2 separate regions of the Homo sapiens genome follow, and region 1 is linked to region 2. Evidence: chromatin contacts called from ENCODE Hi-C data. All regions are on one chromosome and are shown on one strand. The core of a region is the stretch at or near the end of the contact, and the rest is flanking DNA. Distances in the headings are between cores, read along the strand shown.

Region 1 (5,566 bases), core at 838-3,337, 3.1 Mb before region 2:
CGAGGAGAGCAATATAAGCCAATGTATCTGCCCCTTGTTTTGCTGAGAGTTCATAATCAGCATTATATTTCTATTAAAAAAAAATAAACCAAAGAAACTCAGAAGTCAAAGAGCAGCCCAAAGACAGTAAAACTAATCAAATCAGGATTCATATTTTTCCTTACAAATAGCAAACGTGGTATTAAAATGGGAGAAAGAGAAATACAAATCCAGTGAAACCTATTGCTTAATGCACATAAAGTTCTTAGCACAGCATCACATACACAATATGGTCAATAAATGTTACAATATTAACTACTATTATTTTCATGCTTGTTAATGACCTAGTTCAGTGCATGGCATGTAGTACAAACAAAGCAACTATTATTTTTAACAAGAAGGAAACAGTTCCAATTGGCTGTGTTTCTCCCCAAGACAAAAGAAAAAACCTTCCAATTTATAAAAGTTCAAAATGTTATTGACACAATTTTTTTAAGTACAGTATTGGCAAAACAAATAACTTATCCATTCATATAAATCTTTACATGTTTAAACATTTTGGATACATAATTCTCTACTGTTAAAACATTTAGATACATTATTCCATAAAACTGCTATTAAGAGCTTTTTAAAAATAATATAGTTGCTAGTTGGTGAGAGCTCAGGTGTCATGCCCAGCACAAAATGTGTACCAACTATGTGACAAAATACACAATCCTATCAATAAGTTTAATAGTGAAAATGGCTAATTAAATCTACTTACATACAAATTTCAATAAAATTCAAGCAAAGTTTATTAAAATATAAACTGACTACCTCTTCATATGACTTTCAAATCACAGAACTCATGCTTTAGAGCAGTGATTCTCAAATCTATTTTTACATCTTGTCCCAGGTATCTCCAATTGTCTAATGAGTTGGCAAAAAAAAATAAATAAATAAAATAAAGCCCAACATGCAGGGATCAACAATCTACCAATCTACTTCTTCAAAGTGAACCACCCACCTGTTTTCTTAAAAAGTTTAGTATTTTTGCTGGCTGAGAAACCATGTCGTCTTCAGTTGTCAAAATTGGTACATCGCCTATAATCAAAAAACAGTTTACATACAAGGACACAGTGTGATTTCCTCTGAGAGATTCCAATATCCTAAAAACTATAGCAGTTGCACATTTAGAGGGGAAAAAATGAGTAAGCTTGTCTTGGTTTTTTTGCTGTTTCACAAAGAGCGGTTCTAAAGAACATTTTCGTTTCTCATAATTTCCAGTGATTTCGCTTGCACTTTGAGGTATTACTCAGAATGATCAAACCATAAACAACACAGAGCCAAGGTCACGGTAAGAAACTAAATCCTCAATATTATAGCTATATACCTCACAGCTTTAAATGGAAGAAGAAAAAAAAGAGTGCAGAAAGGGGAGTGTAAAGGTTTACACTATACCTCTTGAACCTCTCCAGGTGTTATCTATCACATTGACTTTCAAGGGTGCACCAGAAAATTTGGCATAAGCCTGAAACAGAGTTTGCAATCAAACATTTTAGACCAAGTGCGTAATGCAAAGCTGCAGAGCAGCTTTACTTCACAGCCCCATCCCCCAAAGGCAGAAGGCGACTGATACTGAGGCCGCATCCCTCCCCGTGATCTCAAGTAGGGACGCGGGCGCCAGCCACCCGGCTTTCGAGGACTTTGCTCCCCAAAAGGTCCTGGGGATGCAGAGTAGGGAGGGCGCGCCCCTTGCTTCGGGGTTTCACTCCACCGCCCAGACAGCTTTGTGAGGCGGACAAAACTCGGAGCCAAGCGGAGAAGCCTTGATGTCGCCGCCGGCCTTCGGCGGGGGTATCGGCCAGGTTGGGACTCGTCGGTGGGAGGGAGCCCAGGGCAATGCAGCGTGCAGCGGCTCGGCCCTCCTGGACCCCGCAGCGCAGCGGGAAACTGGGGCAAGTCAGCCTGGCGCCTCCAGCCCCGCCCCTTCCTCCTGCGCCCTGGCCCGCGAGGCGGCCTCACCATCACCACCAGGGACTCGCTGTGAACCGATGGGAGTCCCCAGCCGCCTCCCCAGCAACTGAGTTCCAAGGGGGCCGCCATCTTGCGCGGGCCGACCTTTACTATCCCGGAAGTACTTTTCCTCCTAATTTCCGGCACGTGAAACGCGGGGGCGTGGCTAAGGGAGGGAAGGGTAATTTGGGGGCTCTTGAGAGATGAGAGAAACAACGACTGGAGGGATTAAGAAGAACTCTTAGGAGCAGCTTGGCCTAAAGGGTAAGAGTTGTGTGCCTTAAGTCAGACCCACCAGTAATTCTTCAAATATTAATATTTATTAGATCCCTAGAGTGTTCCAAACCCTTTGAACATTAAATCTGTGTGATGCCTAAATTAACCTGTTTGTAAAACAGGGATGACCCAGTATTTACAAGATTGTGGTATTTACAATGTCGGAGAGAAAGAACTTGGCACACAGGAGGCACTCAGTAATTGTTCAACCCCTTCTCCCATGTATGTGGCCTCTGCCTGCCTTTCCAGCCTCAACCTGTTCTCACCCTCATGTTCACTGGCACAACCCTGCTTAAAAGTTACAGTATTTCTGAACGTCAGGTAAATTGTGCCCACCTTCAGTGCTGGTCCTTCAATCTGGAATATCTTTCTTCCCTATGCAGCTGCTCCCTCAAAAATGAGCTTAACTCACCTTCCCTGTGATGTTTTTACAAAGTTAGGAGCTCTGGGTTCTTGTAGCCCCTTGTGCATATTTGAATTGTAGCTTCTCTCCCTAGCTACAGACCTTTTGCCTTTCACAGAAGAGGGCTAGCTTCATAGGTTTGGGACCTGTGCAGCCACACAAGGCTCTGTGCTTAAAAAGGCTCCTCATTTGGCTGATGCTCTTCCGTCACTGTCTTGAAATTCTTAAGTTTTGAACAAGGGGCTCTGCATTTTTATTTTGGACTGGGCCCCTCAAATCATGTAGCTCGTCATGTCTGTGGGCCTAATGAGCACAGACTAAATGTTTCTTGACGTTAAACCTGACAGTTTCTCAGAAAAACTATTAAAGAGGAAATTTTGGTCTTGGAAATGCTATGATCCAAACATATGACTGGGTCTCAGAGTTAGAACTTGGGTGCTGGGTCTTTTTTCTAGAAGGCACAGTAGTCTTTCTGGGACACCCTCGCAGTCATGCCTCTGAGTTCTTTCCTCTATTCCACTGAGATGGTCGGATCTTCTTAACTAAAACTCAAAAGAAACCTCTGCAACTTTTCGTAAAATTACTATTCAACAAATATTTGCTAGGCACTCCCTTACTGTTTACATAATCATTCAAATTACAGTGCCAGCCTGCTAAAGTCTTTTTTACATGTTTCAAAACCAAGAGTTCTAAGAAATGAAAAAGAGATATGTCAGAAATGAGAATTCATTAATAATAACTGTATAATTGGAAAATGCATAACATATGTACCATTAAAACTGTCGAAACATTTATTGAGCAGCTCCTATGTCTTAGACATCATAAGGTTCTGGAACAATACAGAAATATATAAAACATGAATTCTGTCCTCGGGAGTTTACAGTGCACAAAGGAGATATACACACACCAAGGTGTAACAAGTCAGATAATCACGAGTAGGGTTAGAAATATAAGCAAAATACTACAGAAACACAAAGGAGGGACAGTGCATCCTCTGTGTGATCAGTGGAGACTATCTGTTGAGTCTTCAGTATAAAGAAAGTAAAGTAATTCAACTTTCAGATTGTAATGGAACCTCCCTGTTTTGAGGGTTAGAAATGTCAAACCATAGACTGACAAAGGCAAGGCAGGGGGAAAGAAAATCCTAAGCCATAAAGCTGAGGGTCCATATACTACATTCAGGCATTTAAAACAATCATACAGAAAGAATGTGGATTTCCTGAGCCTTGTTTGTAGCAGGACTGAGAGGAGTGAATGAACATTCTTAGTGGACACATAACACAGTTACTCAGTTTGGCCTTCTTCCGTACTGCTGCTACTACATACAGTGATTTCATTTGCATTAAAGAGAAATTAAATCTCTTCCCTTAGTGTTGAATTGAGACAGAATAGCATGTCATTGCATCTGATGAAAGAATCCTTACACACAGGTTTATTAGTGCATAGATAATAGCAATCTTTTATTGCTGCAGTTCCTCTTGAGAGTCTGTATCTGTTAGATTGAATTTAAAAAACTCTAACATAGCTGATTGCACAAACAGGCTGAATACTGTTCCAGAGAACCACACAGAAAATTGAAGCCTTCAGAAATTATGCCTGGTATGGTTAGTTGGCTCCTGTGCCTTTTCCTGGCTGTTTTAGAGTATTGTTCAGAGTTCATCTAAATCATAACTTCAGATTCCTACCGGGAAGAATACTGTCTGCAAAACATCCATGTTTGTGTGGGATGGCCTGAATCACAGCTTTATAATGAGTATCCCAGACAGTGTTTTCCCCAAAAAAGAAATCTTATTTTTCAAAAGATGATCATTAAGAATGGTTTCATCTGGTGATAGTCATCTGAACTCAGGCAACCTGACCTTGGCATCCATACCCATCCTTCATGTGTTTCTTAACTTGGGAGCCACAGTGCAAGGTTTGTTAGGCTCTTTTTGTCTGGGTGATTAAGAATCTGGGAAATGGTGCTGTTGGGAAAGATGAAAGGTTTGTGACAAATGATGGTACAGTATATGGTCCCTTATGGGAAAATTAAATTGTAAAGTCTTAAATATCCCTTTGAACTTGAAGATTCTGTAATTTGTGTTCAGATATAAAATCCTTAAGGAGGGGAAAGAACAAACACTGAATAGAAAAAAGGAGAGCTGAGTTCTTGACTTGGCCTCTGATTAGCCATATGCGCTTGGGCCAATCATTTTACATTGATACCTCTGCTCATTCATTTATAAAGCAAAAGTTCTTTTATCTCTGAGATGCTATCATTTTATGTGTAATGAACATTTAATAATTTCTGACATTTATGGAGCAATTTCTACATGCCAGAAGTTGTTTCAAGTATCTAACATAACTTGCTTTATCTCCATAATGATTTCATGACACAGGTACCTTCCTAAGGTTAACTAACATCTTTGTGTCCCTCCTTGAAAATAGAAGAAAATATCAGTACCCATATAGCCAGTAGGTGGTAGAACCAAGATTTGAACCCAGGCAGTTTTGGCTTCAGAGTTTATACTCTTAACCACTGTGTCATACTGCCTCATGTAGCCTCCTGTGTAGTCCATTAAAAAGCCCAGTTTCACCCAAAGTGGAGATATCAATGCCATGATATTATTGTTATTATTTATGTAAATAATATTTGTTTAGTATTACACCATTAAACGAATTCATTAAGCAGCTTCTGTATGCCTAGCACACTGCAAGCCTGTCAGGGAATAAAAATTTATGTTCGCCTGTAATCCTAGCACTTTGGGAGGGAGGATCACTTGAACCCAGGAGTTCAAGACAAGCTTGGACAACATGATGAAACCTTGTCTCAACAGAAACACAAAAATTATAGCTGGGCATGATGGTGTGTGCCTATAGTCTCAGCTACTTGGGAGGCTGAGGCGGGAGGATGGCTTGAGCCCAGGAGGAGAA
Region 2 (5,758 bases), core at 942-3,441:
TTTAAAAGTATTAATTCACAAGTGCTACAATTACTGTTCATGCTGACAGTTGTAAATTATTACTGCTGATAAACATTTTATCCTTGAAATGCTTTTTAAAAAGATTCTTGGCTGGGGACGGTGGCTCACGCCTGTAATCCCAGCACTTTGGGAGGCTGAGGTGGGAGGATCACGAGGTCAAGAGATCGAGACCATCTTGGCCAACATGGTGAAACCTCGTCTCTACTAAAAATACAAAAATTAGCCAGGCGTGGTTGTGCACGCCTGTAGTCCCAGCTACTCGGGAGGCTGAGGCAGGAGAATTGCTTGAACCCAGGAAGCAGAGGTTGCAGTGAGCTGAGATTATGCCACTGCACTCCAGCCTGGGCAACAGAGGGAGACTCCATCTCAAAAAAAAAAAAAATCATTAAAATACAGTAATTCAGGTTTATTAAGTCATTACCATTGGGTTACCTCACAAATAAACTAAGTTTAGATGCGAACTCAAAGATACTGAGACACTAATCCATTTCTTAAGCTGCTAAGTTAGCCTTCTTGAAACCTCACTTCGTAGCTCTGCAAACAATGTACTTTTGACATCCCAAGCTCACAGGAATAAAAAACCACCTGCCAGTTGTTTCCGTTTTCCACCTATGTCTAATTTATGTACTTATATTTATAAGAAACAAATCACTAAGTCTTATTTCATCCTTAGTTATGTTGTGTTTCTATCGATAACAGCATGAAGATTTCGGGGACCTGGACATTAAAATAAGTTTGAGTACTGGCTTTACAATCTACTAGGTGTGATCCGAGGCAAGTCAGTCTCTTCATGTTTCACTTCTTTCACTTGTAAACATCTATTCAGAAGTTGCTGTGAACTTGATATTTCCATGCTTATAAACTGATTTTTTGAAAAGAGCCTGGTACATAGGACGTGATAATAAATGAAAGCATTTGCTACTTTTGGAAAAACAAGCATGACAAGATAGTTTATATACTGTTGATCTTAAGCACAGTATATGCATCTTATTTTTAGCTAGTCTGACAGTGAGATAATAAAAAGAGTTATCTTTGACTTGCACTACGAGTAGAAGAATTCAACTTCAGTTTCTAGAAAGATGTATAAGAATTAAGAGTGGCAGTCTTCCTAGTCTCAACTGCCATCTTCCCACCAGGTGGTAAATTCGTCCAGAGAAGAAAATGAATTATTGCTATATGGGATTCTGCAGCAACTTCTGTGAACATAGGCTCATAATTTTTCACCATGGAGACTCAAGCTTTTTGGAGTCATAGTTGTTTTTGGGTCTATTTGCAGGCATGCATCCTTTGTCCAGAAATATACATAACATTTGGCACATGGACCTGGAGGTAAAAGAGGAGGAAGGCCTGAGGCTAGACACCACTCCAATAAGTACATTAAGCTCCTAGAAGGGCAATCCACCTTTGCAGAGAACTCTTAACTATTAAAACCTATAGCTTGTAAAGCAGCATTTTCAAAGTTAAGAGAAGAAGGTGGAAGGGTCTTGAGAGGCTACTGACTAAACAGATGAAAATGAAGGTATGGAGTTTGGTGCCAAAAGAAACTCCCCCCAAAAATCAAACAATAACACCAGAGTAAAGCCCCTAGGGCGAGATAAGGAGTTGCAACAAAACAAGCGGAAACTCGAGAAGCGCTAATGCTTCAAAGGGTCAATGACCACACATAATCTACGTAGCCAACGTGTTAAAACACACCAACGCATTTTTTTTTCCTAAACAAAGTAGGAAAGCGGACTTTGCATGAGGGGCGGGCTGCCGACCCAGCAGTCTTCCTCGGACAGTCCGTCCTGATTCTCTCTGGTTGGCCGTGGAGGGACCACATGGCTCCAAGGCCTCTCAGCTCCGGGCCCACACACCCCGGGCTGCCGCACAAACTCCAGCCCTAGTCTAGATCCACAACCCCTTCTCGAAGATCAACCGCGACCTGGGAGCCCCACTTCTTACCATAGCGAGGCCGGCGATGCCGCAGCCACATCACCCTTCCGGGGCTCAGGCGGAAGAGGCTGCATGTCCCGTCTGCCCTTCTCGCCCTCTCCAGCCGTCCGGTTGGGCTTGTCACGGCACCGCCTACCAAGACGGGCGGTTAAGACACTAGGATAGGCTCCTCTCCACCGGAAAAGGCGGGATTTAGATCACGTCCCGCAGGCCGGCGGAAGTAGCTGATACTCTCATTGGTTGCAAAACCTTGATCTGTGAAAGCGGGCGTTTTGGAAGATACCGGAAGTAGAGTCACGGAGAGGTAGGATCCGGAAGTGGGGCTGCCTCTTTAAATAACAAAAATCTGAGGTTCTGTTCTTTTTATCTTTTTGCTTTCTTTTTAAAAAAGTTCCCTGCTACTTACCCCTAGAACTCCACAATGCGAGAATCCCCCTCAATTTGTGAGCTCCCGCGACTTCCTCTTGTGGGCTTTTGGGGATGCTAGGGTTCTCGGCATTATCCTCAGGGTGCGACCTGTTCACCCCCTTTTCAGTTTCTCCGTTTGCATCTGAGGGATTCTTGGGAATGCGAAGCACTTTTGAAATGCTCTGTGTTGGTTGTGGGATTGGGAGGACGGTTGAATCCAGAGGGTAGTGTTGAGTAGGCTGTTTGAGCATTTCCCCAGCACTGGCCTGTCCTTTCAATCCCCAGATATTGGTAAACTGTGGGTTCCAACCAGGCATCGAGGCTGAAACGTACTAGGCAATTTGAGGTCAGGAAAGAACTTTCTGTGGTAACCAATGGGAAGGAACTGCCGTTTGCGGACTGCAGCGATTGATTAGGTACTTTAAAGAGATCAACTGGCAAGACAAATGACAAGGCAACTTTTAATCAGTAGTAGTATTTAGCTTTTTCTGATTTTAATTATCCCATTAGGTGAGGTTCTACTACACACACACGTTTTTCTTTCTGCATTTTATCGATGGAGAAACAGGCGCTTTGACATGTTTGAATTTGCGTAGTTCTTGGAATTCTAATAAAGTATTAGAAATGAGAGTTTTTCACTCTTTGCCCCCTTATGGCAAGCTTTTGGTTCTAAATGTGTGGTGTATTTTTTCTCAGGCAGGAGAGAGTTCTTTTCAGAATGTTTTCAATTTTTTATGGACTTAGAAGGTGGATAGAGAGAAAGAGAGAAGGTAACTCACGTGAGATTTTGGTTTATGAACTGTATTCGGCCTATGAGACCCTTTTGTATTTAGGGCAACACAATGATTAGAAGATTTGGGATTCTGCTATTTGTGTTTACATTGTTCACTAGGGCACACAAAGGTTTTGTTTTAAACTATAACTAACTTGATATTTGAGTCTGTTATATTGAATTGTCAAGAGTTGGTCAAATACACAAATTAGCAAGTATTTACTGGGTGCCTGCTTTATTCATGGATCTTCAGATTGCAGCATAGGAACAAAGATGGTCTGTTCCTTTAAGGAATTTAATAAGGTTGGGGGAGAGGGGAATAAGAAAGGTATTTAAAAGATACAGTACTCTCCACCTAAGGATAAAAAAAGTCTTTTAATGTTCTGTCTTGTAATTCCTTTATATTATACCTTTTAGGTCTTGCCATTCAAATTAAACAAACCTGGTTTAGTTATGGAAATTATGTTGTGCAATTTATCGAGCTTGGCTTTTAGGGCAGTAAATGTGTCTGTAGACATAACTGCCCTTGGTTTCATGTGAAGATTGTCTTGATCTTTGTTACATATAAAGGTAATACTTCTGTATGAAGCTCTGCTTCAGGCTACCTGTGAAAAGCATCAGAAAGCTTAACTTGTTAGAGATCACAATTGATTTGCTATATCTATATATTTTAATTAATTTTAGGCTATGACTTCTTATGTACCTGAGCTTCAAAACAGTAAAGAACGGCATTGCCAGTTTTTAAGTTATCTATAGAGAAACACATATGCCAATAAATGAGGCTGAACAAATATGTATAATGTTTATTGCATTTATGTAAAACATCAAAGTTAATCTGACGTGGTGAGTTTTTTTTGGGAGGTGGTAGTTTAGCTCCATTGTCTTACATAAACCCCCTACTTTTTGGTTTTCAGATTATATCACAATTTCTAAAATCTTTCTGGCAGCTTTGCAGTGAATCCTCATTTAAAACCATCTTGGATCCTTTCCTTACTAGAAATAAAATCTGTCTGTGTTATTCCTTTGTTCAAAAATTATTATTTATTTTTATTTTTGAGACAGGATCTTGCTCTGTTGCCCAGGGTGGAGTGCAGTGGCACAATCATGACTCACTGCAGCCTCAACCTCCAGGGCAGAAGCGATCTATCCTCCTCCCTCAGTATCCCCAGTAACCGGGACCATGGTTGCATGCCACCATACTTGGCTAATTTTATTTTATTTTTTGTAGAGACAGGGCTCACTATGTTGCCTAGGCTGGTCTCAAACTCCTGGGCTCAAGTGATCCTCCCGCCTCGGCCTCCCAAAGTGCTGGGATTACAGGTGTAGGCCACCGCACCACGTCTGGCCTGTTCAAAAAGTATTATCTCACCTGCATCTGGAAGAATATTTCCAACTTTGGTTTCATGGGTATATTAAAATCGTATGTAAAAATAGTGGATATTTGTAGTTTTCTGTGGCGCCAGTGCACAGGTGTCCTCAGTGTTATGAGGATTACATGAGTTATTACAAGTAAATCATCTAGGCAAATGTTTGGCATACAGTAAGCACTCAGAAAGTGTTGGCTATTACTGTGCATGGCTTTGTCTTTGCTAAATTAAAAGTCCCTGGAGAGGAGGAATTATAATGGAGGAATGGTTGAATTGCATATATTAGGCACTAAATACAGTAGTCCCTCCTTATCTGAGGTTTTGATTTCTGCAGTTTCAGTTACCCATGATCAACCACAGTCTGAAAATATTAAGTAGAAAATTCCAGCCGGGTGCGGTGGCTCATGCCTGTAATTCCAGCACTTTGGGAGACCAAGGCGGGCAGATCACTTGAGGTCAGGAGTTTGAGACCAGCCTGGCCAACATGGTGAAACCCCATCTCTACTAATATACAAAAATTAGCCAGGCGTGGTGGCATGTGCCTGTAGTCCCAGCTAGTCAGGAGGCTGAGGCAGGAGAATCAATTGAACCCGGGAGGTGGAGGCTGCAGTGAGCCGAGATTGTGCCACTGTACTCCTGCGTGGGCAACAGAGCGAGACTCCATCTCAAAAAAAAAAAAAAAAATTCCAGAAATAATGCATACATTTTAAATAGCATGCCTTTCTGAGTTGTGATGAAATCTTATTCCATCCTATCCCATTCAGCCCGGGGCCATGAATCATCTCCTTGTTTAGCGTATCCCTGCTGTATAAGCTTCCTGCCTTTTAGTTGCTTGGTTATCAGATTGATGGAGGTGGTATCACAGTGCGTGTGTTCTAGGAATACTTATTTTACTTAATTATTGCTTCAAAGCACAAGAGTAACGACGCTGGCAATTTGGTTATGCCAAAGAGTAGCTGTAAAGTGCCTCTTTTAAGCAAAAAAAGGAAAGTTCTCCACTTAATAAGGAAGAAAAGAAATCCTATGTTGATGTTGTTAAGAACTATGGTAAGAACAAATCTATCTGTAAAATTGTGAATAAGCAAAAAGAAATTTATGCTAGTTTTACTGTCACACCTCAAACTGCCAAACTTATAGCCATAGTGCATTATAAAAGCTTAGTTAAGATAAAAAAGGAATTAAATTTGTGGTTAGAAAATGTGAACAGAAGCATGCTCAGATTGAAGGCAGTTGGATTCAGCCTCCTCACGGGGCC

Evidence for each region. Hi-C counts contacts between places; a loop is a spot of excess contacts on that map. Pooled maps may share reads with other maps.
Region 1: a pooled map shows a loop between it and region 2 (13-fold over the local background). The contact joins the promoter of MTX3 here to the promoter of XRCC4 in region 2. A Hi-C loop is called at or near these places in 5 of 50 pooled maps.

The regions. Positions count from the first base shown.
Region 1 is chr5:79,989,175-79,994,740 of GRCh38, forward strand. It overlaps MTX3 (metaxin 3), which reads right to left and starts at 2,088. Exons shown (of 9, transcript NM_001363818.2): 1 at 1,984-2,088; 2 at 1,420-1,489; 3 at 986-1,062; 4 at 1-70. The coding sequence starts at 2,064. It also overlaps a transcript of THBS4 not described here. RefSeq lists an enhancer at 1,586-1,755.
Region 2 is chr5:83,075,356-83,081,113 of GRCh38, forward strand. XRCC4 (X-ray repair cross complementing 4) reads left to right here and starts at 2,192. Exons shown (of 8, transcript NM_003401.5): 1 at 2,192-2,260. TMEM167A (transmembrane protein 167A) reads right to left here and starts at 2,039. Exons shown (of 4, transcript NM_174909.5): 1 at 1,966-2,039. The coding sequence starts at 1,968. RefSeq lists enhancers at 1,155-2,120, 1,777-2,046, 2,121-3,086 and a silencer at 2,107-2,196.